6 separate regions of the Mus musculus genome follow, and regions 1, 2, 3, 4 and 6 are each linked to region 5. A link is a loop called in an ENCODE intact Hi-C map of the cell type or tissue named here. Cell type or tissue: heart. All regions are shown on one strand.

Region 1 (5,000 bases), 210 kb after region 5:
CAATTTCAGACTTTTAACAGAAAGGTTGTCCCGAGATGCAGAGAACTGACAGTTGTGAAGGAGTTCCCACAGTTCTCCATCGGGGCGCTGGGGAGGCAGGAGCCGGCTGCTTAAACTCTGCTCCCACCCACTTGCCATCATGTTCTGGCCCTAGGTAAATGACTCACCCCCGCCCCCATGTCCTTGTTCCTTAATAGGGTCTTTCCTCATGGGAACCAGTTGTGAACCGGACTCCACAGCCTGCTTCATGGAAGATGTAATGCAAGTTGGTGGTTTTATGCTTAGATTCTGATGAGCTAATTCATGAGAAAGGTGTTCTGAGAAGTCAGTCAGGTCATGTGACAGGTGGTTGGCACCTCGTGCTGCATGGAAGTGAAGTGGCTATATCTGTCCTGCAGGTCATGATGCTGATCCGGAACCACCCGGTCCCCATCCTTGCCATGGTCAATGGCTTGGCCACAGCTGCAGGCTGCCAGCTCGTGGCCAGCTGTGATATTGCTGTGGCAAGTGACAAGTCTTCTTTTGCAACTCCTGGAGTGAATGTTGGACTTTTCTGCTCCACCCCCGCGGTCGCCCTGGGGAGAGCAGTGCCCAGAAAGGTAATTGAACTGCCCTTCCGTGCTCATGGGTTCCAGATTTAGCTTGGGAAAAGTACCTCTGTGGGGGTGGGGAGATGCTTGCCAAACAAGCATGAAGACCTGAGTTCAATCCCCAGAACCTACATAAAAAGCCAGGTGGAGTGGTGCACTCCTGCAATCCTGATGCTGGGAAGGCAGATATAGCTGGATACCTGGAGCTGGCTGGTTGGCCAGGCAAGGCTACTCAGTGAATCTAGGCCAGTGAGAGATCCTGTTCCCCCAACCCCCTCCCCCATACAAACAAGATACATAGCACCTGAGAAACAATACCAGAAATTAGCCTCTGGCTTACACACATACACACACACACACCTACCACAGTATCTTCCATCTTCTATATTGGACATTCTGCCCAAAACCACTAGTGTCCTTCTGTGCTGGGGAGAGCAGCACTCACTGCCTGTTCCTCTGTAGCATCAAACAGCACGTGTCAACCTGTGAACTCGCCATATCTCAATCTTACAAGCCCCTCAATATGACAGTTTAGGTTTTTCCTTTTCAGAAAAGCATGGCCTTTGTGTAATCTCATTTGAAAATGCAATTGAAACAGTTTTGTTCCACCAAATGGCTGCCCAGGAGACACAGTGCACAGCGCGCTGACACAGCGCCAGTGACAAGGGGCTGAGGCTGAATCTCTGGCTAGTGATTTCTTGACAACCATTCTCATTCCAGAAAGGAGTTACAGTGTCTGATTTACAGTGCTGGGCTTACAGTGGTTAGACCAGAACTAGCCTGTCCATACTGTGGGACTCTGCACAAGGAGCAGCTGTGTGTCGGAGCTGTCTTGTCATCACTAATGACAATCAAGTCTGTTTCCCCTTGTAAAGCTGTCTTCCGTCCAAAACCTCACAGAATAGCGTTCAGTGGGCATCCATGAAGCGGAAAACCACAGTGTCTGTTCTGGGAGGAAGACATCCTGTTCTCAGTGGGAAATCTGGAAACGAAGGCGCAAACCTATATATGCAGCGAGCAAGGAGAACAGGCTATCTGGTCTTGAAACAACTGCCAAACTTAACAGTGGCTCACAGGCCTGAGGCAAGAAAGAAGTGAGACCTGAAGGGAAAACAGCAGTAGAGCCAAGGGGTGCCTGGGAGAATTTTGCCCTTCCCCAGGTCCTCCTGGTTAGTTTTGGCAGAAACGGGTGCACCTATGAAGATACTGCAGTTTACTACAAACCAGTATGCGGACACCAGGCTGGAAGTGGGCTACAAGCTGCAAGAGGTGAGGGTTTGCTCAAGCATCTTTCAAAGGGGAGGTGCTTGCTTATTATTTTAGATAGATATTTGCCTTAAGTGCAGCCATGTTTAGTGAATATTTCTTATATCATTGCCTGGACTTCAAGTCAAAATAGATTACAAATCTCCTGTGATACTCAAGGACTGTCTTGTAACTGCAGATGAAACCATGAAGCCTTTCATAGCAAGAAGTTGCTATACTGGTTCATCCTCTTTCCAACACATGACTTGCTGGAAGGTTCCATGGTAAAGGCATTTAAGTCCTATTGACAGGGTAAAAAATAGCAAGCCTTCTAAATTAAGGCTTATCAGAATTCCTAGAAACTTCAGACTGTCAAACTTTACAATTGTTTTTGAAAAGAAAGAGGAGAAATGTAACCAAAATATCCCTTGAATTCCATGGAAGCCCAGTTCTCGGAACCACATTGCGTAATCTGCACAGTGTGACAGATGAAGGGGCAAGGGCATCGTGAGAACCAGAATCGCTTTTTCCCTGCCAAAGAACGTTTTGTCAGGAAGCAGGCCTTCTCAAACGACAACAGTCTGTCCTGGGGGTGGGGAAGGCAGCTCCATCAGCAAATTCCAGCTGCACAAGCAGGAGGCCCTGAGTTCCATCTGCAGAGCACACTCATCAAAGCCAGGCCTCGCGGTGCACACTTGTCATCTCAGAGCTGAGGAGGCCAAAACGGGAGGATCCCCGAAGCTCTGGGACCAGCCAGTCTAAGTAATCAGCAACTTCTACCCACTGAAAGACATCCTGTAGATGCCTTTCAAAAAACAAGGTAGACAGCTCCTGGCAAACACCACCCAAGGTTGACTTCTGACCTCTAAATACACGTGCACACGTGCACCCAGTCCAATATGTGCATGCACACTTATGAGCGCGCGCGCGCGCGCGCACACACACACACACTCAGAATTATAGTTTCTCTTCATATTCTGGCCCCCCAGAAGAAGAGTGAACTCAAGCACACACTGTGAACGTACCATTGCATCTGCTGGTGATAATAGGTCCCTGTGTTTATCCGCAGAGAAGCAGGCAGGTGCTTTTGCAAACTGGCCTGGATGGACGTCTCAGTCCTTTCCTACTTAGGTGTTAGGACAACATGTGTTGGACTCTACTTCCCTCTGCTGGGCACTCTAGGAAAATGTTCTGCTGTGCTGGAAAGTTAAAGACTGCAGTTCTTCTACTGGGCAAAAGCCATGGAGTTGAGCATACTGTGTCAAGGCATGATTATTCATCTTATTTTTAAAGTCGTTCCCTTGAATTCAACCATGCATCTTCATTGTGCTATATAAAAGCCCTGCCTCCAGATGTTCTCTTCCCGAGGCCGGGCTGGCCATGCACAGCTAAGAGCCAGCACATCAGGCGTCCCATAAGTATATCAGTAAGTATTCCAGGAAAGCTAGAAAGGACTCGAGTCTCCTTCCAACACCAGTCCCTTCACCACGGGGAAAATCCTTGCTTCCGCTTACCTACCCACCTGGCTGTGTGTTTGCACACCCTTATCTCCCACAAGTCTAACTCAGAGTTCGATCCTCACCCATACCACAACTCCCACAGAGACTCGGACATGACTCATATCGACTATTTAACAGTGAGTTGCATGCCTAACATAATTTAGAAAATGCAGCTTAAAAGCACCCATGCATGCTAGCAACTTTTCCTAGTTTCCCGGCGAGATGAGGGCAGTGATCTGGTGTGTGTAACCTGTGCACACCTGGTGGGTGTGCACCGTATCCAACCCTCCCCCACTCATTCCTCTTTCTCCCTGCATCTCCTCAAGCTGCAGTCCACAGTCTCAAGAAGACAGACACCATTACTACAGCCTGAATGTGTTGTTCCCTGAGTTCATATGTTGCAGTGCAATCATCAAAGTGACAGCTGTTGGAGGTGGGGCCTTGGGATGTGATGTTGGGTCAAGAGTAGAACCTCATGATGGGACTAGAGTCTGTGGGAAAGGGGTGTCAGGTCCCATGTGAGGACACAGTGATACATCAGTCTCTGAACCTGGAGTCAGCTTTCTCCCTGGACACTAAATCTGCTGATGCCTTGAACCTGGGCTTCCCAACCTCCAGAGCATGAGATCTTCCTGCTTCTCAGCCACACAGTTTATGGCCTTTTGTTCTTACAGTCTGGATAAACCAAGGCATGGGGCCCACCCAAAAGATAAGCAGAGAGGCCCCAGGATGCTGCAGCACACAGCCATCACATCTGTGTGGTCCCCTCTGCTTTGCTGATCCGCTCAGGTGCTGTGAAGCCTTGAAGCCAGTGTCAGAGTCACAGAAGTATCCAGTAGGAGTGAGGATGTTAATATTAGTCACTCCACTCACTGGCATCTACCGAGAATTCCGTTATCTCGGATTAATCTGTTATCTGGAATAATCACCAGGGCGTGGAGAATGCAGGTACCCATTCGTCTGTCCAGAGGACGGATCAGACTCTGAAGGGTCAGTTGGTTTGACTCTGGTGTCTGTCTCCAAACCTCTCCTTTCTAGAAGATTGTCTGACAACCAGGTTAAGTCACAGCCTCAAATCTTAATTGTCATTTTGAATGAATGTCCCCCTAGAGTAAAGAACTACTGACTTACCAACTTCTTAGGGTGACCAAAGAGGTGCCGCCCTGAATGGCAGTATGGGGCCATTAGCATAGAGGTGAAGGTATCTTTTCTTCTAGTTCATCTGAAGATCCTGTAAACTCACAGTGTAAAAACGTAGATACTAAGATATGACTGTGCTGATTAGCTGGGAAAACAACCTGCCTTTTCCTTACTGAATGTCACCCTCTAACCTCATGCTGTAAAAACATGTGGCTCCAGTAGGCAGAAAGGGAAACTGAAGCCTAGAGAGGGGATGAGCTTGGCAGGATGGCTTAGGATCCCAAAGGCAGGGGTAGAATGTCTTCTGGCCTTTGATCTTGTTCCGCACACGTCATCCTTGAGCATGAGGTATTGATCTCATGAATTCTTTCTTGGTCTTCTGGGATGAAGGGAGAGAATCCAGGATTGTAGACACAGAGGCTTAGTGGGGAAATGTATCCTTCTTCTGGTCTAATATTTTATCCTCAAACATGTGGAGAAGAGCAACATGCCAGAGTGCTCTAGGCTAACCTCTTCCACCCTTGTG
Region 2 (5,000 bases), 190 kb after region 5:
GCTACATAGTATAGAATACATTTTTGTTAATCTATTTATTTTGGGGGGGAAATATATGTGCCATGGTACATATATGGAGGTCACAGAACATTTCCCTTCTCACTGAGTGAGTCCCAGGGCTGACACTCAGGTAATCAGGGTTGGCAACATGAACTTTTTTTTTTTTTTTTTTTTTGGTTTTTCGAGACAGAGTTACAGGGTTAGCCCTGGCTGTCCTGGAACTCACTCTGTAGATCAGGCTGGCCTCGAACTCAGAAATCCGCCTGCCTCTGCCTCTGCCTCCCAAGTGCTGGGATTAAAGGCGTGTGCCACCACCGCCCGGCAACAACATGAACTCTTAAGCTCTGAGTCACTGTACCATCAAATTTAGAAAACATAGGTAACTGGAATATAAAACAGGCCTCTCTATTTCTCAAATTTGAGTCATAATTGATTTGATCACCACTTTGATTTGGTTTTCAGTTCCATGACCTATGGAAGCTTACAGGCTATTTTAGGATGACTTTCAGAGATGGGGGAGGTACCAGAGTGCTCAAGATGTGAAACTCAGCCCCATTTCACCTTTGTATTTTTAGTTATATTTTATTTATTACATTTATTTATTTATTTGCTATTTAGTGCTCACGCGCGTGTGCACACACACGCACACACACAATGTACAAGAGTCAGTGTAGGTCCTGGAAATTGAACTCTGGCCCTCAGACTTTATGAGTAAGCCCCTTTACCTACTGAGTCATCTCATCAGCCCCTCATCTGCAATTTGTTTCTATTTCCTGGTGTTTTGACAAGTTATTTTGAAGACCCCTTTTAAAAACAAAGTAAGGGATAATCTGAGAAAAAAGTTGCATAGACGGTAACTCATTAAATCAGTATGGTAATTAAATCAAACGGGGTGGGGGTGTTCTCTCCCACAAATCCAGATGTGAGTTCTGTGGTCTGACAGCCCAGACTTCCAGATGGGGAGGAGAATCGTGGCAATCAAAGCTGCATGCTTATCACGTAAACCCGCAGTAGCAACTACAGAAGTCAAGGTTTCTTTTCTTCCCATGAAATCAGTTTTGATCTTCAAACTGTGCCTTATTTTTTAAAAGATAAGATGCTGGAGGCCCAGTGGAATTTGGTGATTGTTTCCTTTGTATGCACAGCAAGTCCCTGAAATAAGATCAAACCAACTGCCTGATCTAGGTAGGCAAGCGTTGACAAAGACCTTCTATTCTCATGACCTTTGTGCATGAATCACCTCTCAATGTTGTCCTCTGTGAGGCCAGACTCAGAGTGAGGGTTTTTTGCAACCTCTGTCTGTCCCTCCAGAATCTTCTCTGACTCTATGGTAGACCCTGAAAACCACTATCACCCAGATACCAGTCCACACCAATGCTGTCAGTCCCTAAGAATCCAGCACTCAAACTTTATACAACTGTATAGTTAGACACACAGAGCAGGAGAGGGGATGGGAGAGGGGATGGGAGACAAAGAAGGAGAGAGAAAGACTCTGAGAGAGATATGCACTCACACAAAGCACCTGGGCAGTGGAGGATGGAGAAAGATGAGCAGGAATTTACATGTTCATTTTGAAGCTTTGTTCATTCGGTTATTCTGAGACAGTGTCACCTGTTGCCAAGGACGGCTTAAATCTGTAAACCACTTTTTTTGGGGGTGGGGGGGAGTTGTTTTGGTTTGGTTTGGTTTTGGTTTTTTGAGACAGGGTTTCTCTGTGTAGCCCTGGCTGTCCTGAAACTCACTTTATAGACCAGGCTGGTCTTGAACTCAGAAATCTGCCTGCCTCTGCCTCCTGAGTGCTGGGACTAAAGGTGTGAGCCACCACGCCCAGCTTGTAAATCACTTTTAATCACACTTCAACTTTCATTTCCTGACATGGCTTTGAAATCTGTCAGTTTCTTTGGTTTCTTGCATCTCGGTTTATTCAATATGCAATCTAATTTATTAAAATAAGGAGGTAAACTCTAAAAGTCTTATTAGTGGAGCTGGGGATTGTGGCTCGGTTGAAACTCACCTAGCGTTCACAAAGCCTAGATTCCAATCCCCCCAACTCTATACACTGTACCAGGAGATGCAGGGCTGTAAACCCAGTACCAGGGAAGTACAGGCAGAAGGGTGAGATGCTAGAGGCCATCCCTGTAACGTCTCAAGTCAAAGCAAGTCTGGGATACACGAGACCCCGTTTAAAAACAAACAAACAATCACAAAACTACAGTCTTATAATAGCAATATGGGAAAGAAAGGCAAATTCAAGGCAGCAAGCACCCTTGCAGGGGAGAGCTGGCTACTTCAGAATACGCACTCTTGTATCTACTATACGTTATGTTTTGCACATTTAGAAAAATAATAAGAAAAATACTCAATTTCGCTAACTTAGGCGACAAAGCTATTAGGGCTCATTTTCTGTACAACATCCCACCATTAACAAAGGTAGGCTGGCGCACCATGGTAGAGCATTGGCCGATTCTCATGGGATTCCACCTTTGTATCCTGAAGGATCAGCTGGCCAGGGTTAACCTTAGCTACACAGGGAGACCTGGGCCAGCCTGGGTACTTGAGAACTGTCACATAAGCAACAACAATTTCCCAGTAAAAGAGGGACAACTTGAAGGCAGCTTCTCCCCAGCACACAGGCCTCAGCCTGGCTTCACCAGAGGCCCACAGTCTCTGTCATATCCTTAGCTGGGGTGTCAGGGACCTTGTTCAGAGAAAGCAGGTGCTTGTCTCTCTGTAGATAGTGTCTTCACGTCTGATTTTTCTGTCTTGTTCTGCTCATTAAGTTGACTTTCATATTTGTTTTCCCATCATCCATAGCTGCTTGATAGGACAGGTGAGACAGCAATCAAAGGATTCGCCATCTTTAAAATTGCTGAGAAACTAAACGAGTCTGGTTTGATCTGTGTAACTCTGCTTGGCTAGAGCACCACCATGTGTCTCTGGAGGGAACTGCCATTTCAGTTGGCTACCCATAATCACTTTGAATCAACCATTCACACACTTCCTGTCTGCAGACATCGGAAAGCATCATGGTAGCAGATACAGGCATAGTTAGGGTGTGAAGCTTGCCCTTAAGAAACCCTTAGTGTCTGCAGCTTCCACAATGAGATTTTCTTTTCTCTGTTGTGTGGGGTGGGGCCAGGGGGTTCATTGAAAGGGTGAAAGATGGTTATGAAGAGTAGGAGAGATGAGAAGAATTGGGGTGCATGATGTGAAACTCACAAAGAACCAATAAAAGGTTAAAAAAAAAAGCAATCCTTAGTGTCATAGGAAACAGCAGATATGGAGAAAAAAGAACTGCAAAAAACCTGATAGGGCCAGATGTGAGGGCACACATCTGTAACTCCTGTATTTATGGGTAGAGAAAGAGCCAATGTCATCTTTGGCTACTTAGTGAGTCTGAGGCTAGCCTGGGATGGAAAAGAAAGGTGGGGAGACGCTCTTAAATGCCATAAATAAAAATGTTGAGAAGGCTAGAGGACAACAAAGTGACTTTCAGCCGAGGACATCTGAACAGCTTCAGGACGAGGTATTTAATACTTGCTTTAAAGAGTGGACATGATACAGGGCTCAGCCAGGAGATACTGTAAGCAGCAGCTAGTGTCATCGAGGAAGAAACACACAGAACCAGAGAAAGAATAGCTAGCTTTGTGTTACTGAGGCCAGTACTTGGACAGTGGTCAGGGCCAGCTCCAGCTATGTTGCAAATTCAAGGCTAACCTAGGCTACACAAGACCCTGGTATTTAGAGAGAGAGAGAGAGAGATTGAGAGAGAGAGAGAGAGATAAGTAAATAAATAGGATGACACACAAAAATCACCTCAGACACCCTAGATATATACAATTGTTACCTGTCAATAAACCTAATAAAATCAGGCAGAAAAAAATGTGTGAAGCAGGGTTGGTGTGAACATGGAACAGAAACAGGAGAAGGAGGATGGCAGGGTCATGTAGCAGGAAACTGACTCTAGTCCGCACTAGCTTTGTAAGGCCCTGCAATGAGCCTGGGATCAGCACCACAGGGAGTGGCTAACAGCTTTATCTCTCTACAATTTAGAAATAGCATCTGGAAACAGATGTGGACCACACAGTGTCCCTCAAAGGGCCTGACTCCTGAGATGCCTAGTCGTGATGCTGTGTGCACACATGCATACCACTCTTCCCCATCCCTCACGGAAGGTGCCGAGTTTGTTCTACCTAAGGCAAATGAGTGAACTCAACAGTGTGTGCACCTTTAACCCCAGCACTCAGGAGGCAGGGCAAGTGGGTCTCTGGGAGTCTGAAGCCTGTCTGGTCTACGTAGCAAGCTTCAAGCCAGTTAAGGCTTCAGAGAGAGCCTGTCTCAAAACAAACAAAAATAATCTGTGCTCAATAGCAAAAAAGAGAGCTACCTTCACCCCACGTGCTTCCCCTCAACTGATTTCTAATATAACCACCACTCAACTTGAGGCGTAGGTCCTTGGGAAGAAACTGAAGTTTAAAAAGAGCATTTGGGTAATGGTTGCTGGATTATAAATAAAATATAAAATAGTTATGTTTGGGACACAAAGAAGCATGTGTAGCTACAGGGAATCATGAAGATTGGAAGCCTCTCTGGTTGAAAGGGTTTGACCCTTCTACAAGCTTCGGAGATGGGGAGACAGACACAGGGAAGATGGGTCAAAACACAGAGATGCAGCCAGGTGTGGGGTGGGGGAATCATAACTGAAGGTAAGTTCCTAGCCACCTCTTACCCTTTGTACCTCTGAACTACCCCATCCCATTTCTTTCTAAGAGAGCTGAGACAATTTTTAGAAAGTTCAAAAATCATTCCAAAAGGAGTGAGAAAATCTGCCCTTCACTTTCCTTTCTCTGCACACTGAAGAGGCCGGGATCTTCCTTCATGCCCACATCAAACCCCAGACGCCAGGCTCCCTGCAAGTCTCTGTATTCAGCCTGGTTTCTCCAGCAGTCTCCAAGCACCTGTGGGTCTTTAAAGGGAACAAAAAGCAAAGACACATCCTC
Region 3 (5,000 bases), 82 kb after region 5:
GCTACAAGCAAATGAGACAACCCCAATACTTACTAGACATTTTCTCTTAGGGTAGACAGCTCCTAAAGCTTTGTGAAGAGTGAGTATGTTTAATTAAATAAGGTAGTCTAAGCCAACAAGGGAAAAAGAAACACACTCAATCAACAATGATCCTTACAATCTTTGTTCTGAAAACAAAAAACAAAAAAACTAAAGGATATTTTATTTAGCATTTAGTCCAAGTTTAACAGCCATAGAAACTAACAGTAACCCAAGAGTTCTAAAAGCAGACAGTGCAGTGGACAGTCTCTTCCATGTCTGTGTGGCCGTGAGGATCAAGCGTGACTCACTCTCTGGGATGACTCTGAGGCAGACGATGAGGGACTGGTTCAGGAGCTTCTCTTTAAGCAGTGACAGCAGCACAGAGGCTGTGCAGGGACCACTCTCCTATGACCTCCACCTCAGTCTCCCTCAGTCTGTACTGTGTACACACTTTCCCTCTCACCCTCAAATATCCTAATTTCATGAAACAATAAGCTTTGAAGAATGAAGTCATGCAACGAGAGTTCCTATAGATACTAGCCAGCCAGGAATGGTCTCTGTGTCTCTAATCCCCACACTCTCTAATCCCTGTCCACTATGTGGAAGGATGCTACAGGCCAGACTCTCTTCAAATTGTGATTCTTAGGTTAACTGCAAAAGATGGTAGAAACCTTTTAGAGGAGAAAATTATTCTCTACTGTATAATTAGATCACATCTGTAAATGGAAAATGCTTCTCACAAATTACACTGAAGGGGCAAACTGTAAGTCTGTGGTAATTAGTCTGAATTGCACTGGTTACAAAACAAGGATGGTTAAAGTAGAATTAAACTCAGAGCCAGAAAATGTCTCCTCCTCGATACCTGAAGTAGCAACTCTCAAAGTTTTAGTATTCTAAATTCTTTGACTTCCTTAACATTCCTCAATTTTTCAACCAAAATCATTTCCTGGCTACAAAATGTAACAATAATTCGTCATGATGGCAAAGCTAGGCCAATACACTACAGAACAAAGCTAGGCCCTGGAGCCCCAGACTGGATCTGCTGGTTCCCACTCAATGCATGAAGATGATCAGTCACTATACACCCAACACCACGTCTGCCACTTCTCCTCAGGTACTTGTTTAACCAGACCAGTTGTCCTTGCTAAGGGTTACCTGCACCACAAAACACCCTGAGAGGGAGTAATGGAGGGCTGGAGAGATGGCTCAGTGGTTAGGCACACTTGCTGCTAATACATGATGGCCCACAACCATTCAGAACTCTAGTTCCTGGAGATCTGACATCCTCTTCTGACCTCTTGAGAGCAACAAGCACATGTGTGGTGCATACGCAAAAATGCAGGCAACATTCATACACATAAAATAAAAAAATCTTTTAAAATATATATATTTAAGGCAAAAGGGTACTGATGGATTATACTCACCAGAACCAAGCCCAACCTAGAGCAGTAGTCTGATTTAAAAAGTGGCGAACAGCACTAGGGCTCAGGACCACACTCTAAAGTCAGACAAAGGATGTTTCTTCAATACCTTTGTGGGAGTGCCCTGATTCTTCAACTGAGGGCACCTGTCCTTGCAATTAGGGCTCTGTGTCGTCGTCGTCCCGACCCCCCCCCCCCGCACAAGTTAATTAATACTGTTATTAGTATAATTTCCTTTTCCATTTTGATTTACAGCATAATGGCCTGGAGAGAGTACAAACTAAGGAGTGAACGAGACAGCATGCTTACAATTTCACCTATAAAATTATGACAAACTAGGAAATATTTTGTTAATTGTGGGGTCTTGGTGAGAAAAGCAGTGAGTCATTGTTTAAATGCCAGTTTACTGATTATTAAGGTGAGTTAAAGAAAGGGGAAATAATTTAAAACTCTGCCCTAGTTCCCACCACCACCGAGAAAACTTCCAGAGATTCAGTATGGGAGGGAATTGGTCACGAGTCATCTCAATCAACCGTACCGCGAAACTTTTCTGAGCTATGAAACAACTTGTCTCATAGATCTAATTACATAGGAATGGAAGAAGGGAAGGAAGGAAGGAAGGAAGGAAGGAAGGAAGGAAGGAAGGAAAGAAGGAAGGAAGGATCCACGACTAAACTGTTCCAGCAAGAATACTTTGAACACTGTCCCTACAACTTTTTCCATTCGTGTCGCAGTACTGCCCCAATTCACCGAGCCTTTCCATAAGGCACAACGCATATTAGTCTCCTTAAAAAGCATCTGGGGTAGGAGGAATGAGTGAACAGAAGAATCTACTAACGCAGCTTTATTCGAAAATGCCGTGATGTTAGCTAACACCTTGTACGCTAATTTTAAAAATAAAATTCAAAATATCTGTGGATAGCTGGAGAAATGGCTGGGCGGTTAAGAGCACTGACTGCTCTTCCGGAGGTCCTGAGTTCAAATTCCAACAACCACATTGGTGGCTCACAACCATCCGTACAGCTACAGTGTACGCATATAGATAAAATAAATAAATCTTTAAAAAAAAAAAAAGTATCTGTCGATTATACGGAGTGTGCCTAAAGAAGAGCCCAGAGATCTCGATGCTCAACATATATGAACGTCCCACCATGGAGTAAGACTTCTCTCATTCTCTGCATTAAAACACCTGCGAGCCACCGTGCTCATCCCCTATAGAAACGCCGCGCTCCCGGAGCCCCAAACTAGCCAGCAAAACTTTGCCGGGGCGCACGGATTTCCAGCTCCCTCCCGCCCGCCCATCCTCCCCGGGGCTGCTCCAAAGTTCTTGCGGCATCCCAGGCAATCGTCTCAGCGAACGAAGTTTGCCTGGGTCCTGCCCACTCGCGCTCCCGCAGGACGCAACTGAAACTTGCAAGGGAGACACGTCTCCCCGGGGACCGAAACTTGCACGCGGGGTGGGGGAGGAAGGCGGCCGGAGCGTTCCGCCTCCCCGGGGGTCTGCACGCAGCGCCGAGCCCTCTCGGCCCCCCGCCCGGCCGCTCCCGCGCGCGCGCCCGCCCGCCTGTCAATCACACCGCAGACCACCACCCCCACGCGCGAGCAACACGGCGCGCGGGGTCCACGGGAGCCGGCTCGGGCCAGGCCGCGCCGCCGCAGCGTGCCCTCTGCCCGGGGCCGGGAATGGCGGCGACCGGCTGCCCGGAGCCAGTTCCGACCTGGCCCCCTCGCCTTTAGACCCCGCCAGCCCCTGTAGCAGCGGCTGAAGAGAAAAGGAAGTTACCTCCAAGCGGTCCCGGCGGCGGCGGCGGCGGCCAGTCGCGGGAGGCCGAGAGGTCCGGCGCGGCGGCGGCGGCGGCTACCGCAGTGCCCTCCGCCCCATTGTTTCCCTTCCAGGAGGCTCCCGGCAAAGCCGAGCCCGGGAACCAGGAAGTTCCCCGGCGCGACACCTCCAGCCGCCGCCGCTATGGAAACGGCCCCCGCCTTCCCCAGGGCGGCTCTCCCGGGACCCCGCCTCCGCGCCGCCGGCCCCGCCCGCCTCACCGGCCGCCAACAGTCGCCGTTGCGGCCGCGGCCGCCGCCATCTTGGCGCGGGCGGACAGCCCCTGCCTTCCCGGCGGCACGTGCGCTGTTCCCGCGCTCCCGCCGGGCGCGCGCTCGATGGGCTGCGGGCGGAGGCCGACGGCCCGAGCCCCTCTGCATGAAGAGGGGGTCCGCCGACCCGGCGGCGCCCAGCGATCGCTCCAGAGCTACTCACGGGCTGGGACCAGTGCTGTGTCTGACACCTGAGGGCAGCCGGCAGAGCACGGCGCCTTTCGCGGATGAGGCCCGTCCGCTCGCCAGCCTTCAGACGTTGCCTACTGCACTTGGGTTTTTCTTGGACTCGGTATCCTCACCCGTGAAGTGAGAGGGAAACTGTACCTGCTTCGTGGAGTTGTTCCCCGCGCAAACAAATGCTTGGTAGTGTGTGCACAGTGAATCTGTCAACAGAGTGGCTCTGTTACTGACACAAGGTCACACAGTCAATTTCCAGGCATTTATGCCAAGAGTTCAGATCAGCACAACTTTAAGTAGGCTACTGTGTGCAAGCCTTTTGCTGCCTAAACAGTGTTCATTCCCTGGCCCATCTTTCTTTAGGTCAGCTTTTTCTGTGTCAAGAGTTTTAATCCCCACGGTCTTCCATTAAGAACTGATGTAAAAAGGGGATGATGTAAACTTCCCAACACTGTAATTTGCTGACGGTTAAATGATTTATTCACTAGAAGCAGCAAAGGTTTGGGTGTGCGAGTAGCTAAAAGGCTTCTGTCCTTGTTTCCAGGAACTAGAATTACTATAGCTGGCAACTGTGCACTGCGTTTACTCTTTCCCAGGCTGGTGAAACCTGACACTCACTGCAAACTGTGTTCCTTGAGGAATTGAGGAGAGGCAGAGTCCTGGCCCTTCCTGGGCTTGCAGACTTTAACACCTGTGACTCCTTGGGTCTTAGATGGCCTCTGAGGCCACTTCTGACTCTCAAATGCTGATTAACCAGTGAAACCCAGGGCCTTTTGGACAGACAGACAGACAGGCGCGCGCGCATCCCTTCATTCAGGTCTCCATTTAAACCAGGTTTGGAAACACTACTTTGGGTTTTGTTTTGTTTATTGATTTGTTTATTCTGGTATGTACAAATGGCACAGTTGGTTTGGTGAAAATCAGGTCAAAAGTTGGATGGTCATGGGAATTTTTTCAACACTCAAATATAAGGAATAGAATTCCAAAATTAGCAAGTCACCAAAGAGCTCTCCATTTGTGACAATGCCTACAGCTTCCAAGTCTTTGATGACAACACATGCACATACGCATGTACTTACATTGTGCTTTGAAGATTGCAGAAGTCCTCCAAAAGACACTTACTGAATTAAAGTATAACGTTTGAGTTACCGTCTCTCCGGATACCTTGGGAACCCCACAGAGGCTCAAGAGAATTCATCCAGAAATTTTACCACAAATACAAAAATATCAATGAGTTGGAGGGGCAATGCTGGACACAGCTTGCTTCACAAACTGAAGGAGAAG
Region 4 (5,000 bases), 410 kb after region 5:
GTCCTGGAACTCACTTTGTAGACCAGGCTGGCCTTGAACTCAGAAATCTGCCTGCCTCTGCCTCCCAAGTGCTGGGATTAAAGGCGTGCGCCACCATGTTTGGCCTTATTTTTTATTTAATAAGCTCATTCATTCAAAACAGAAAGCATGGCTATCATAAGTCACTCTTGGGACAATACAGTTTAGGACGCTTCTTTGTCTTTTCACCTAGGAATAGACATAAAGCCTAAGTGAGCTAAACTGCAAAATGTAGATAGCATCAACCATGTGATAGTTATTAAAATAGAAAACCAAGTATTTTAGTCAATTTACAGAGCACATTTTCCCTTTTCCCCCTTTCTCCCTCCTTCCTCTCTCTCCTCTCCATCCCTCCTTCTTCCATACCAGGGATTTGAATCTAGGACCTCATTTATACTAGGCAAATAACCCTGCTCTCATCTTGCTTCTTGGGACAATGTCTTACTAAGTTGCTAAGATTGTCCAAACTCTTCCCAGGCCATGGAGACCCTGAATTTGAGAGTTTTTTGATTCACTAATCTCTGAAACAGCTGGGATTATATAGCCCAAATGCCACGAGACCTGGCAAAGAGCAAACTTCTGCATCACAATACTGAGCAAAAAAATCTACTCAGTTTTCTGAAAAATAAATGAGAAATAATTTAAGATCCTTCTTCTCAAGGCTGAATTCTAAATATTCTGATAGTAATGATTACTTATTAACCAACAGTAAATAGTGAACAATGTAAAGACAATTCTCCTAAAACAATCAAACCTCAGCGCTCCTTCTAAGACTCACAGACTTACAGGCACCACTTGCAGTTAATGATCAGTATTCAGTCACTAAGCTCAAGACATACAAAGACCAAGAACTCACATGTGCTTGCTCCCGAGGAGAAAGTCTTCCTGTATTTTAATCCATTAGTGAGTTAGCCTTCTAAAAAATATGCCCCCTGTACTGGCTAGTCTTGTGTCAACTTGACACAGCTGGAGTTATCACAGAGAAGGAGCTTCAGCTGGGGAAATGCCTCCATGAGATCCAACTCTAAGGCATTTCCTCAATTAGTGATCAAGGGGGAAAGGCCCCTTGTGGGTGGGACCATCTCTGGGCTGGTAGTCTTGGTTCTATAAGAGAGCAGGCTGAGCAAGCCAGGTGAGGCAAGCCAGTAAAGAACATCCCTCCATGGCTTCTGTATCAGCTCCTGCTCCCTGACCTGAGTTCCAGTCCTGACTTCCTTTGTTGATGACAGCAATGTGGAAATGTAAGCTGAATAAACCCTTTCCTTCCCAACTGTTTCTTGGTCATGATGTTTGTGCAGGAATAGAAACCCTGACTAAAACACCCCCCTTCCCCTTTTTCTCCCTCAAAGGCAGAATCCTTCTGTATAGCTGGCCATAAATTTGCTAACTCTATAGGTGGAGCTATATATTAAACTCAAAAACCTTCTGTTTCAGCCTACCTCATTTTTTTATCTAAAAAAAACTGAAAAAAAATTTACTGTTGAACGCTATTAATTTTATCTCTTCTCAAAGCTGCTTTGGAAAACATTGAATATGAAAGAATACTGTTATAGCTCCATTTAAAAGGTGGAGGAGCTCTGAGTTGCAGAACATTTTCTTAGCATGTGTAAGACCCCAGATTTGATTCTTGGCACTGAAAAACAACAGCAGCAATTTTACCACAGAAAAAAATTACAACGGGGCAACAAGAAGGCCTAGTGGGAAATGGCATTTGTCACCAAGTCTGACAACTCAAGTGTGATCCCTGGAAGCCAGGGTGAAAGGAGGAACAACTCTCACAAGCTGTCCTATACCTTTCCATGGCCTACCTGGGTTACACATAAATACATAAATATGATTCCAAAGTGACAAAATATAATAAAAGACTGGGGTCATTTTCTCTGGAAACCACAACCAAGTCCCCTTCTATAGTGCTGACATTCTAAATAAAACAGCGCCACCACGTGGTATAGTTCACTAATAGAGGCAAGCAAAACGAAAACAGAAACAGATTCTTTCCGTTTTAAATTTAGTGAGGATAGAAACCCAATTTGAAAGTCTCATAAAAAAGATCAAAAACCAGCTGGGCCTTTAATCCTAACACGCATAGGCAGAGGTAGGTGGACCTTTGTGAGTTCAAGACCTGGTCTACATAGTGAGTTCCAGGACAGCCAAGGTTACAGAATGCCCTGTGTGGAAGAAACCCAGTGTGGTGCTTGATGTACTGACACGCCCTAACGAGATCCTGCACCTTTACCTCTCAGCACCTGGCCAACTTCATGAGGATTCAAAGGCACTAAAAGAACACACACGGCAGCAGTAATTAAAATAAGCAGAGATCTTTAAAGCACTTTCTTCCCTACGTCTCACCGTAAACTCAAAGCCTCGCTTGGGTAAGTGACCTAGGGATGATGAAATGCTGCAGAACTTGATCTGGATGGCAGACACATGCATACTTAAAGATTAAATATTTCATGTAAAAATTTCTATTTTCTCTCTGAATGTGGTGTGGCTATTACAAATACAACACCACCACTTCCAAATTTGCAAATTTTTACAGAAAGCACTCAAGTGCAGGTCCCTGCTAGGAAATGGGTGAATCTTGAAAACATTATGCTACAGGTAAGAAGTCAGGTATAAGGGGGTCAGGTGTTTCTACTTAAAAAGAATTGTCCAGTAGTCATTTTTTGTTTGTTTTCAATATGTCAGTCATATATATCTTTACATTTTTAATGATTTATTTATTTTTATTTCATGAGCATTGATGTTTTGCCTGTTCTGTTTGATACTGCAGTTACAGACAGTTGTGAGCTGCCATGTGGGCGCTGGGAATCGAATCTGGGTTCTCCAGAAGAGCAGACAATGCTCTTAACTGCTGAGCCATCTCTCCATCCCCCAAAGTTCTTATTTAAAAGGGAAAAGAAGGATAAAGGGCATTAAGAGTTCAGCATTTTCCTCACAAAATACACTGGAAATCAGTTAAGCTCACTACCAAGATCTACATATGCTCTATGGACTTCTATACTCATGGTCAGTAAGTAATTAGTAAACGAGCTACTCGTCACTACTGTCGCTAGCATACCTTCAGCCTGGTTATGTTAGATGAAAGGAATCCCAGCCACAGTAAGGAATAGACACTCTGTAAGGCTCCATCCTTAGGGAGGATGATGAACAAAGTGTTATAGAAAGGAGGAGCCGTTTAGGACAGGAGGCTGAAGCAGAGATATGCATGGATGGCTAAGGAAGCCAGGATTCTAAAGAGATAATAAAAACAACGTTCTTGCTTTTTCTCTTAAGCAAGTTCAAGCCTATACTATATGATCCAAACAGCTCAAAAAGTAACTTTTTACCCCTAATACTTCTTTCTCAGCCCAGAATAGTCTAACCATCTATACTAAACCCTACTCACTTGTGTTCCTTCCCTCTCCCTCCCTTTCTCTGTTTCTGTTTTTCTGTCTCTGTCTCTCTCTCTCTCTGTCTCTCTCTCACACACACCTTTTAAAGGGTACCAGGTATCTCTCTTATTCAAGAAATAATAAAAGTTTCCAGATGAATGGCAATGAGGAAGCTGAGCCATTAATGACAGGAAAAAGATGCACTGCCAGGAACCAAACCACCCTCTTCAGAGGCAGCCAAATTGTACAAGTATCATAGAAAAAATGATAAAGTCACCACATGTCAAAACTAAAAAATATCTAGATCCACACTCAAAGGCCAAAACACACTTAAAGTAACAGAATGAAATAACCTCAAAGAAATGAATTTTTTAAAAGGCCCAAATTTATAAGAGTAAGACAATATAATTAATGCCAGATCTAAAAGCTAGGGAGAGCTTTGGTAGGAAAAAGACCAAAACTAATAAACCACTAACTAATATAATCAAGAAGACAAAAGGAAGTACAAATATAGCTTTGTCAATCACAGGAAAAGGCTGGGAAGCCTGAAATGGTTAAATATGGTATATTCGTAAAGAGAAACACTGCGGTCTTCGAAGAATGAACAAGGGAAAGCTTTTCATACTGAGAAGAAAGACATACATAAGAGGTTGGAAGAACCTATATTTGTTTTTCTTGTATATGCAAAAGAAACCTGAGGATACAAGTAAGAATCAAGACAGTGGTTTTCCACGAGCAGTCATGGAAAGTGGGTGAATGGACGAGGGATACTTTTTTACTAAAAGACCCCTGGCACTTTGTTTTGAGAATGTAACTTATTTTTTAAATAGCATATAAAACCAGTTCAAATATTTTAAAACAAAGCATTTTGTTTTGGTTTGGTTTTCATTCTGAGACAGGATCTTGCCCTCTGACCCAAGGTAGTCTTAAGTTAACTGTATATCTGAGGTTAGCCTCAAACTTGGAGCAAACCTTCTGTCTCAGCCTCTCAAGTTCTAGGCTTAAAGGCTTATAAGCTACAAAACCCAGCAATGTACAGTTAGTTCAAAACCACGTCTTAGTATTAGAAATGTACAAAATCCAAACTCTTGTCCTGTCTCCTAAAAAGCTGATTGTTTTTACAGTCTGATGACAATACAGGCAGCAAGTCAACAACTGGAACATAATGAACCTGATTTCTTCCATGAAGACATGCCAGAAGGACCCTAAAGAGCATTACATTTACACAGGGAAATAAGAACAGCTGTTCTGCTTACAGCTACTGTACTAAGGCTTACAAGGTAAGTCACCATTCCCAATATATATATATATATATATATCTCATATGGTAGAAAAAACTCCAATCCCAGGGGTGAAGAAGACAGAGTATTTAGCAGGTCACTCTATAGAATCACTCTATACACACCAGGACTTTACAAGAGGAATTAAGATTGAATCTGAAAACAAACACAAACTGCATAAAAAAGGGCATTAAACATGTCATATAATTTTATCAACTTCTGATGTCAGGCATTGTGGTAAGTGCTAGAGATAAAGTAGCAAATACGGCCTCCTCCTGCAGCTTACAATATACAACAACACAGTATCCTTCATATATAGGCAGGATTT
Region 5 (5,000 bases):
GGTCACGTGAAAAAGTTATAAAGGACCCCACCTGAGGAGCTCAAAGATTATGATGGGCTTTGTCTGGTGATGTGGGAGGGACACGCGTGTTTCCAAAACCATGAGGCACTATCTAAGGAGCGGACACAAGTTCCCAAGAGCTTTAAGAAGGAACAAGACTACCACGGGGATGTGCAGGCAAGTTACCACGGAAAGGGCTTTGTTCCTTTCTTTCTGGGTTCCAGGAAGGGAAATACATTTTCTCTAAGTATTTAGGCCTGGGAGTGTAATAACTATGATAAAAGCAATAAAAGAGCAAACCACCCAGGAAAATCAACAGCTCTACAGATCAGCTTACAATCTGGGTGTGTGCTCCTGTCAGCCTCTGGGGCAGGCCTGTAAGTGAGGCTGCAGATAGAGCCTGCAGGGCAAGTCTCAAGGGCAGAGGCACTCAGGGCAGGCAGGTTCTCCTGTGCTCTGTGGTCACCCTCTCCTGTCTCCAGCTGCCGCCCTTTCTTCTAACACAGGCAGTCCTGTTCCCTGGATAAAAACTATGGCTCCTCACTGACTGGTCCCACTCCAGCCTCAAAAAGGCAGGCAGTACCCTGGCAGATGGCACACCCACCACCAATAATTTTAGATCTAAAAGCATACATTCCCCAAGGAAAATCCTGAATTTAGGAAAAGATTCTCACCAATGAGAATGTTTTTTATGGAACTTACCTTTAGGTATAGTCATAAAACTCTGTAATTACTTTCTAACTCTTTAAAGTTTTTATAAGTTTTTGTAATTAAAAAAAAATCACTTGTGAGCAAAAGATGTTAATTCCCTTTTTCAAAAGGCTAAACAGCCCTTATTGCATTATCAGTAATGAAATGATGCAGACAGGTCCAGAAATACGTTTAATTTTACAACTCAGTGGGGCACTGAAATCTAATTAATGTTTTACTAATGTGACTTTAGAGAAGGCCAAACTGTAAAGAGCCAGAGACTGTTCTGTGTCACCATTCGCTGTGTTGTTGTTGTTCCTCATCGTCCTCTGACCCCCTGAAGCAGAAGCCCCTTCTCTACCAACAGCAAACATCCAAATCCACAAGCCAGCAAAAAGGGTCACACACTCAGCCAGGCGGCCCTCTGACTTCCACTTTTACTACTATGAATTACCAATAAATCACTTCAGGAAGTAGTCATTCTTTTCTAAGATACATTTTGTATATTAATGTTTGCCATAAATTAGTTTAAATGTTATGTATCCTGAAAGAATAAGACATATACACACCATTTTCAGAACCATTAAGCATGATTTTCTTTCTTCTATACATATAAGAAAATATACCAGGGCTGGAGAGATGGCTCAGTGGTTAAGAGCACTGGCTTCCAGAGGTTCCGAGTTCAATTCCCAGCAACCACATGGTGGCTTACAACCATCTGTAATGGGATCTGATGCCTTTTTCTGGTGCATCTAAAGACAGCTACAGTGTGCTCATATTCATAAAATTAATAAATAATTCTTTTTTAAAAAAGAAAAAGGAAAGAAATTATAGCTTGGATAATCTCTAGTGTAGTTTAGACTTCTATGTTAGTTGAGCACTACAGACAAAGCTCAGAGCATAATTGTGAGGGAGTTCTGGATTACATTAACTGGGGTTGGCTGGGGTCTGAATCTGAATAAAAAAGGCGAAAGTGACTGGAGTCTCAGGGTTCATCTCTGCTGTGAGTGGTCTATGATGACGCTGAAGACTGCACTCAGGTCTCACACACTGACCATAGCTAAGTTATAGACCCTCCATTAATAGTCCTCTGCTGTGGAGTTGAGCAACTTCCCGGTTGGTGATCACCTGAAGTGCTCAAGAGATTCTCATACTCAAGGAGGGCAAGGAACCTCTGTCCCTTGGTTCCAACCCCATGCACATGTATTCCATTTGGCTGCTCCTCAGAGGACTGTTTTTAGTAAATGGATCTAGTAAGTGCGGCACTTTTGTGAGCTGCTCCAGCTCCCCAAACAGTCGTGTGAACCTTTGATTTGGCCTCAAGATGCCTAACAGTGCAGACACGGAACCTGAAGAGGCCACCTCCTGTAGCCAGGCAGGACCCCACTCACCCATAAAAATTTCAACCCAAAATTTGTCCTGTCTAAAAGAAATGCAAGGACAAAGATGAAGGAGAAACAGAAGGAATGGCCAACCATTTAACTGCCCCAACTTGAGACCCATCCCATGGGCAAGCAGCAATCCCTGATACTATTAATGATATTCTGTTATGCTTACAGACAGAAACCTAGCATAATGCCCTCTGAGAGGCTCCACCCAGCAGCTGACTGAAACAGATGCAGAGACCCACAGCCACACATAGGACAGAGGTCAGGGACCCTTGGGAAAACGGAGGATTGAAGACCCTGAAAGGGATAGGAACCCCAACAGAGTCAACTAACCCGGATCTAAGGGAGCTCTACGAGACTAAGCCACCAACCATACCCAGGCTGGACTGAGGCCCCTAGTACTACACATGTAGCAGAGGACTGCCTTGTCCTGTGTCAGTGGGGAAGGATGTGCCTAACCCAGAGACTTGATGCCCCAGGGTGGGGAAATAAACCAGGGGCCACCCTCTCAGAAGTAAAGGGGAAGGGGGGAAGGGGATGGGGCAGCATTTGGGATGTAAATAAATAATTAATCAAGAAATTCAGCTGGGCACTCAATCTGCTACTAAGTAGCAGGTCTGTGACAACTGTCCACTGAGGAGAAACTCCAACATCTGAGGTGCTCCATAGTGTGCAAAGCATGACAGTAGTACACATTTTGGTCCTCCCATGTCCTACAGTAAGGACGTGTGAGTAAATGCTGCTGGGAGTCACCCATGCCTGGATCTCACCAGCAGAGGTCAGGAGAGGATAAGAAGAACAGGAGACCTGGCCACTGCAATGTGCGGTCACTTAGCAGTAAGCCTGGATGCAGGGTAAAACGAAGGCGTTCTTCAGAAGAAATAAAGGAGGACTGGCCAGATGGCGGAGGGTAAAACACTGGCCATCCACCACGCCTGACTGGAGTCTGACCTTCAGGACTCACACAGTGAAGGAAGAAGAGAACAAACCGCTCACTGTAAGCTGTCCTCTGACCTCCACATGCCCACCACAGTGGCACATGTGCACATATGCATGTATATGCACACACAAACAAAATAAAAAATTTAAAAATGGAAGGCTTTCATATTTTATATATTATGCAAAATACTGCACTGCATTTCATAGCTTTAGCTATGAAAATTCATAGTTTTATATACCCTTTCCTCCTTATTAAAAACATCAATAAGCTCAAGGAAATAATATAATCCATTATTAATATTGTTCTCTACTGGATAAATATAATGAGTGTGTTTGTTTATTTGTTTAAGTGCCTATTTGGGGGAACCCAAATTACTTTGCAAGCATCACATCAATCCTTTTGGGAGGGAGGATCACTGTCCCTATTTTAAACGGGAAACGCCCTACTATAGACCAAAACAGATGGGCAGAGCCACCATCACCTGCCAAGACAGATATCAGCACACTAGACTTCCTAAGCACCAAAGAGCACAGCTTCAGCTGCACACTGCAGAGTGGAAACTTCAGCAGGGCAACAACTCGTCCTGACCTAACTCAATGACAATGTACAGATAGATCTTTATCATGTGTCTAGCAACGGCAGAGCTCGGCCACTCGGTATAGGCGGACACTAGAGAATGCTAGTTTCTAACCTTAGACTACTTTGCCTGAGTCTAAGTTTATGTGTGTGTTTGTGGGGGGGGGGGGTATCAGACCACAGACCTGGTAAAATAACAGGCAGAGTCAGAGCCACAGGTCACCAAACCTAACAACCTGAGTTCAATCCCCAGTGCCCATCTGGTGGAAGGAGAGAACCAACTCTCACATGTATGCTGTGAACACACACACACACACATTTATGCAAGCATCACAAATGCAGGAACAAATATTCGAGACAGTCATCTAATAAGCACGTGCAGTGTGTGAAAGAACAAAGCACTGGAGCCCTCTGTCCCCCAGGAAAGGGCTGACAAGTAACTATACAAACAGTCCTCACTTTACTAGTGTAAGATGAAGAGGGTTTCAGGCCTGCTAGCCTACAACTCTCTATGGAGACCAGATGACCTCAAGCTCTACTATTTGTGCCTCTCAAGGCCTGTGAGATGCTGATAGCAGACAGGCAAATGAATGCTAAGATTTAATGAGCCCAGCCCCTGGGACCTGTTCTGAAACAGGCAGCCCTGACCCGCCACTGAGGACACAGGCACTAGATCACTACATAAACACCTGGAGTTCTCTATGCTAATGAAGTATCTAGATAGCTTCCCCCACCCCATCCCACCCCGCCCCGTAATGAACTTCTCTTCCGGGGAATTCCTTCCCAAAAAGGGTATTTAATCCCCGGTTCACCCAGAATAAAGTGTGTACATTCACACCCACCATCAAATAAACCAGTATGAATAAGTGGATCGCTGCAAGGAAGGCCTTCATCTTAAAGAGCCCCACCTAGAACTCCAGAGGAAGGCCTTCTCTCCTGCAGCCCCTCCAAACTCTGGAATCAAACCAGGCTCCATCCATCCCAGGCTCCACTTTTCCCCTCTCTGTCTGGCAGGTGCCCAGAGAAAAGGGCAGACCTGTGGATCCCAGTTCCCTCCCTCGGTGCTAGGCGGTACGCGGACAGTGCTAGGGTAAGCAGAGAGGGGCCTGGAAACCGCTGCAGACTCCCTGCTTTGCTAGGCGCTGCGCGGACAGTGCTAGGGTAAGCAGAGGGGGACCTGGAAACCGCTGCAGACTCCCTGCTTTGGATTTTGCCCTGCCTTCTCCGGAAGGCCTGCAGGCTGTGCTCTGGGCACCCCAGAGAAACAGGGCACGGTAGGACACTCAAGTGCTTAGATTAAAGGCATTTTAAATAAATTATTAAGGTATACATAGATTACTTTTTAGTGGTTCTCAATTATATTAAGCCTTTAAACAAGAAATTAATTAATTAAACGCATACTTGCA
Region 6 (5,000 bases), 400 kb after region 5:
AGTAAAGATTATTTACTTAAAAGCTGCCCTCTCTATTAAGGAAGCAGACTCCGAGGTCCTTTGAAGGAAAAAGAATAATACTAGATAGAAACAAAATATTCCTCATAGTTGCACTATCTAAAGACAAAATTTTATGAAATTATTTTTGGTGACTATCACTTTGGCACCATGATCATCAGACCCCCTTAAAAGAAAAAAAAACAAAAAACAAAAAAACTATTGTTGGGCTTTGGGGTAATTATTTTGTCCTAGTACAGTTCACGATGTAAACAAAGCTTCGTAAAAAATTTCTCAGGCGTGTTCAATGTATGAATGTCTCTAACGATCTAGAAACATATTGCCAAAGTGTTTATCTAAATTCTTACCTGATTGAAGTATATAAGAATGTTGATTTCTCACTTCTATTAGCTTTATTGATCTGTCAAATTAGCAAATCCATTGTTTAACTAGAATTTCTTTGACTACATATAGTTTTATCAGCTTTACTTCTCAGCTGAGATTCTTAAGGGGGTAAATATGATCATACTGTGGCAATATATTGGACCTAGATAGAAGACAGAGACAGGGAAACCTGGTTAAAGAGCTATTGTCATACGAGCTGTGGACTATGAAAGACAGTGGCAGCAGGCATGGTGGAAGTGGCTAGAACCGAGTGCTTCAGAAGGCTGTGACAGGAGGAGCTGAGAACTTTACAGAGTGAATGAAGGGACTGTGACAGCTGAACAGAAATATACTGAATTATGAGAAAAATACAGAAGTACATTCAATGAAGCAAAAGATAAGGATGTTTTTAGAAAAAAATATTGAGTCTGTTTAGTAGAGACAATTGGTTTCTAAAAGGACAAGAAAACTATTATGCACTGGAGAGGCTCTAGCACGGCACATACATTTGGTGACTTAACGCTTTGGAAAAACAGGCATCAGTTGAAGCCATATAATGTGTTCCCACTTGAGACTCAGGACTGAGTGAGGAGTGGTAGTACACACCTGGGATCCTAGCACGTGGAAGTAGAATACAGAGGTCAATTCACAGCCAGCCTCTACTACAAGTATGAGTTTGAAGCTGGTCTCAACTACATGAATCCTGTCTTGAACAAACAAAAAGGTAGGGCAAAGACTAAGGGTACAAACCCAACTTAAAAAAAAGATTAAAGAAAATGAACTGGCAGCATACAGGGAAGAATATTCTAATAATATTTAGGCTAGGTACTGGGCGTACCTGGTTTATCTCACGTAATTCTAAAGACACATACTGCTTCAAAGAGCAAAATTATTCTCCTTGAATAGATGTTCCAGCACCTGCGTAACTAAGTCCAAGTCACAATGTCAACATGGTGGAGCCAGCATGATGTCCTCTAAAAAAAATAATCAGCAGAATCCAGTAGTTTAGAATCTACAAGAACACCAACTAATGAGTAATCATGACAACTTAGTGGTCTCTATCAAGGGTGTTGCTGTGAAGATTTTAGAAAAAAATTATATCCTAAAAAATTCCAATAAAAAGGAAAAACAAAAAAATAGGATATGGTAACACACGTTACCCCAAAATCCCAGAGCAAGGTCTTCCCTCTAAATTCAAGGTCATCTCCGCTACACAGTGAGCTGGAGGCTAGCCTGGGACACTACACAGTGAGCTGGAGGCTAGCCTGGGACACATGAATCCCTGTCTCCAAACAAGGAAATGAAAGATGAGTGTTGTAGGGTGTACTACGTTAACCAGATGTTACTATGTGGGTTTTAGAGCTGCTACTTTTTCGTTTGATATAGTACATCAAGCACAGTTAAAGTCTAACAGAACTAACTTACAACAGAAGGTTTGCAGAATAAGGTAGGAGAGATCCTGAGAGAGATGGAAAAATAATCAATTACCTCAACTAACTATTCTGAGAACAGTGGGCTCCGAAGATTGCAGCAGTATAAACTATGCCAATCCTTTCAACTTCCACTTCAATTTGCATGGTAAGAGAGAGATACATTCATAGAATGCTCTTAATTTTTAAGTTTTTCACCAAATGTACTAATCATACTTAGTCCAACAATTTGTGTTTTGCTTAATTCGGAGTTTGGTTGGTAAAGCAATGCAGACAATTGATATAGCATTTTCATAGTGCTCACTGGTGTAAAAGCTCCTCATTGGTACAAGGGATCAATTACACAGCCAGGAATATGGCTTCTGCTGTATCTATTCCTGAAGTAGCAGCATTTATCAAAGTGTGTTCTTTACGGGGTATATACTCATACTCCTTTAGGACAGTCACAGAGCACAGTTACCCTCACAAAGTTTTCTCAAGTTTTACATGAAAACAAAACTGTTAAGTTTTAATGAGCTCAGTGTTTCCCAAGTTCTCTAAACACAGAAAGCTTACCTGACTCACTACTGCTTATGAAAAATCTAAAACACTTAAGCAAAAATAGCCCAGGAAAATCTCAATCAACAAAGATAGTAACAAACACTTATTAAAAGAAGTAATTAGAGACCATTCTGTCCCTCATGTGATTTTCTTGCTCTGAATTCAAAGCACTCACACTACAGTAAGTCTACAATCATACAGGTATACAATCATAATTTATTATTTTCCGCTTGCTTTTTTATTTGTGTCTTATTTTTTGAGCTATATTGTGAGGTTATCTGCTGACTGGTGCAGTTGAGTGGTCACTGAACACAGTAAAGAATAGCTTTACTGGCCTTCCAAACAACTTACTCTAAAGTTTTGTAAACAGAACTTCAAGTTGTTCCATAGGCTAGCAATGTCCACGACCAGACTCTAGCAGTGTCATTACCACCTACCACCAAGTATTTGAAGGTCTGCAACCTTACTTCCATAAGGTGACTGGGTAAGTAAGCCAGGAGAGCCACTAACATAGTCCAGCTGTAAAACTGGAAAGGAAGGGAGCTACCTGATAAAGAGCTGCTGTTTACCAGCATGCTCTTTAAAGAACTTAACACTACCCAAGATAAAAACTGTGAAGGCAATTATCAATAAGTCACAGGCAACAGGAGAATTCATTGGTGCCTTAGAATTTAAGAAAGCTGTTACACTTTCGACTTTTGGAACTCGACATCTAAAGGGGCACTTATGGGCCAGCATACCCAACTGTCTTCCAGGCTAATTCTCTTTCTTCTGGGGTCAGCAGTAAGACCTTGGAGAATAATCTTTAATTCACGACAAGAAAAGGTACAATACCTACTGTGGGAGGACAAGACCGTAACAACAGCTCCCCTCCCAGCTGGAACAGCACTAGCAACTCTTTAAACTTTGTTAAGCATACCTACACTTTAAAATTTTTAAATTTCATAAATTCTCAACTGTTGTGTCACTATCAATGCTTATCAACAACATTATGCTCAAAGATTCCTCACTCGACTTATTAGAACATATAATTATTACAAAATAAATGCTTAAATACATACATGAAATCTGAAATCCCCCCTCAGCATGGAACAAAGATCCTCTGCTACATCAGACATGCAGGGGTGCAAGGTAGCAACCAATCTTGCATAAAATGGTAGCAAATCCAACCTGCAAAAGTTATATGTAATATGTGTAAAAAGAAAGACACACCAGAAATAATTCATTTTAAAACTTTAACTTTCTCAGATTTACTCGCATAGTAAATAATTTCTTAAAAAAAAAAATCAATCACCATTCAGATATGCCAAATTTATTGCCATTATGAAGTTCCTAAAAATTCAGTACGCCTTGTAAAAGTGGACTAATAACCTGGCATTTCCTAGTCTGTATTTCAACTAAGTGTGTAATTTTGATATATGAAATACTATGTGAAGAAAATGCATTCTGACATGACTTAAATTTTTAATTACATAATTGCTCAGTAACAAAATACTTACAAACCTAAAGCCAACCTCAATACTGCAAACCAGAATTCTTTCAAACTGCTGCCTGTATGTACCCAGGGGTAAGGCATTTGTAAATCTCAGTTTCTGAAGTAAGAAAGTAACCAAGAACTAAAAGTACTCATGAGATATTAACATAATGCCAAGAAGTCTGAGCAGACTTTGTTCATCACAAACCCATCCAGACCCTCCTTGCCCACGTGTCAGTGGCAATGTGCTCCACTCATGCTGCTGCCCCTCCCCCGACAGAGACTCTTTCCCGTCAGTGTGGATGCAGCTCCAGAATCCTGCTTACTTACTCTAATACTCCAGGCAGCCACTGCTGATGGGAATCAACACAAACTACAACTTATTTCCATTCCCATCACAGCTCATATCATACACACCTTGAGTATTCATCCATTCCACACACAGGCTGGGGAGGAGGAGCAGTAAAAGGAAACAAAGGCAGCTACACAGGCAACAGCAGGACCAACAGTGCAGAGATGGGAAGTAAACACTACAAACAGCACCAATACAAGCCATGCGTGCTAGCTGGACGCGCATAGAACACAGACAAATAACCCTACAGTTTATAACCATCCCCACATAGAGCCCTGTACCACTCACTAGGGTAGAAAAACAAATGGGTCATTATCACTAAAGGACTTCCTGTCATCACAGGCTGTAAATTAGATTTGGAATTAGAATTACTGACCCTTAGACAAAGGCTGGAGATGTGAGATTATGGGAAGGAAAAGTAAATTTAGGGCTAAAATCTTAAAAACTTCTTTTTTCTTTAACCCCCTATAATTTCTCTCAAAATATTTAAGTTTTAACATTTTGTTTTTAAACAAAACTTTTCCATGCATGATAAGAGTGTCCCTTAACCTCAGAATGTCTACTATTATAAAAAGGGAAGAGGACTGTCTATTCACAAGGTAGAAAAATAAGTTATAAACAAAAACACTATATTCTAAACAAAACCCGAAGGCCAGCGAGATGGCTCAGTGAATTAAAGTAGCTGCTGTCAAGCCAGGAAACCCAAATTCAAACCACGTGACCCACACAGTGGAGGGAAAGGACCAGTTCCCCTACACTGCTCTCTGACATTCATACACACACTGTGGCACATGTAAATACGTGCAATTTAAATTAAAAAAAC

The links. Peaks named below come from ENCODE experiments on the same cell type or tissue, not always from the same donor. Only the 100,000 strongest peaks of a DNase experiment are listed, where the experiment ranks them.
Region 1: a loop joins it to region 5, with 7 times the contacts of the local background. A loop is called at or near these places in 12 of 42 quality-filtered maps.
Region 2: a loop joins it to region 5, with 6 times the contacts of the local background. A loop is called at or near these places in 41 of 42 quality-filtered maps.
Region 3: it touches region 5 in a loop (4-fold over the local background); 12 of 42 quality-filtered maps call a loop at or near these places.
Region 4: it touches region 5 in a loop (3-fold over the local background); 10 of 42 quality-filtered maps call a loop at or near these places.
Region 6: it touches region 5 in a loop (2.8-fold over the local background); 11 of 42 quality-filtered maps call a loop at or near these places.

What each region holds. Positions count from the first base shown.
Region 1 is chr2:6,191,182-6,196,181 of GRCm38, reverse strand. Echdc3 (enoyl Coenzyme A hydratase domain containing 3) reads left to right here. Exons shown (of 5, transcript NM_024208.4): 4 at 399-599. It overlaps A230108P19Rik (RIKEN cDNA A230108P19 gene), which reads right to left and starts at 2,931. Exons shown (of 7, transcript NR_040333.1): 1 at 2,861-2,931. In heart, a CTCF peak has its summit at 3,010 (motif pointing left); no DNase peak of the experiment used is centred here; H3K27me3 peaks cover 489 bases.
Region 2 is chr2:6,218,282-6,223,281 of GRCm38, reverse strand. The region is part of intron 1 of A230108P19Rik (RIKEN cDNA A230108P19 gene); the gene reads right to left. Among named protein-coding and RNA genes, the nearest start is that of Echdc3, 7.8 kb to the right of the region's middle. In heart, a CTCF peak has its summit at 2,937; a DNase peak (open chromatin) is centred at 2,941.
Region 3 is chr2:6,321,180-6,326,179 of GRCm38, reverse strand. It overlaps Usp6nl (USP6 N-terminal like), which reads right to left and starts at 3,423. Exons shown (of 15, transcript NM_001080548.1): 1 at 3,226-3,423. A230108P19Rik (RIKEN cDNA A230108P19 gene) reads right to left here. Exons shown (of 7, transcript NR_040333.1): 7 at 4,569-5,000. In heart, a CTCF peak has its summit at 2,833; DNase peaks (open chromatin) are centred at 2,929 and 3,389; H3K4me3 peaks cover 2,848 bases; H3K27ac peaks cover 2,148 bases.
Region 4 is chr2:5,992,674-5,997,673 of GRCm38, reverse strand. All of the region lies in intron 8 of Upf2 (UPF2 regulator of nonsense transcripts homolog (yeast)), which reads right to left. Among named protein-coding and RNA genes, the nearest start is that of Upf2, 44 kb to the right of the region's middle. In heart, a CTCF peak has its summit at 1,960 (motif pointing left); no DNase peak of the experiment used is centred here.
Region 5 is chr2:6,403,330-6,408,329 of GRCm38, reverse strand. The region is part of intron 5 of Usp6nl (USP6 N-terminal like); the gene reads right to left. Among named protein-coding and RNA genes, the nearest start is that of Gm13388, 32 kb to the left of the region's middle. In heart, a CTCF peak has its summit at 2,849 (motif pointing right); a DNase peak (open chromatin) is centred at 2,869; H3K27ac peaks cover 1,161 bases.
Region 6 is chr2:6,002,066-6,007,065 of GRCm38, reverse strand. Upf2 (UPF2 regulator of nonsense transcripts homolog (yeast)) reads right to left here. Exons shown (of 22, transcript NM_001081132.1): 9 at 3,413-3,521. Among named protein-coding and RNA genes, the nearest start is that of Upf2, 53 kb to the right of the region's middle. In heart, no CTCF peak of the experiment used is centred here; no DNase peak of the experiment used is centred here.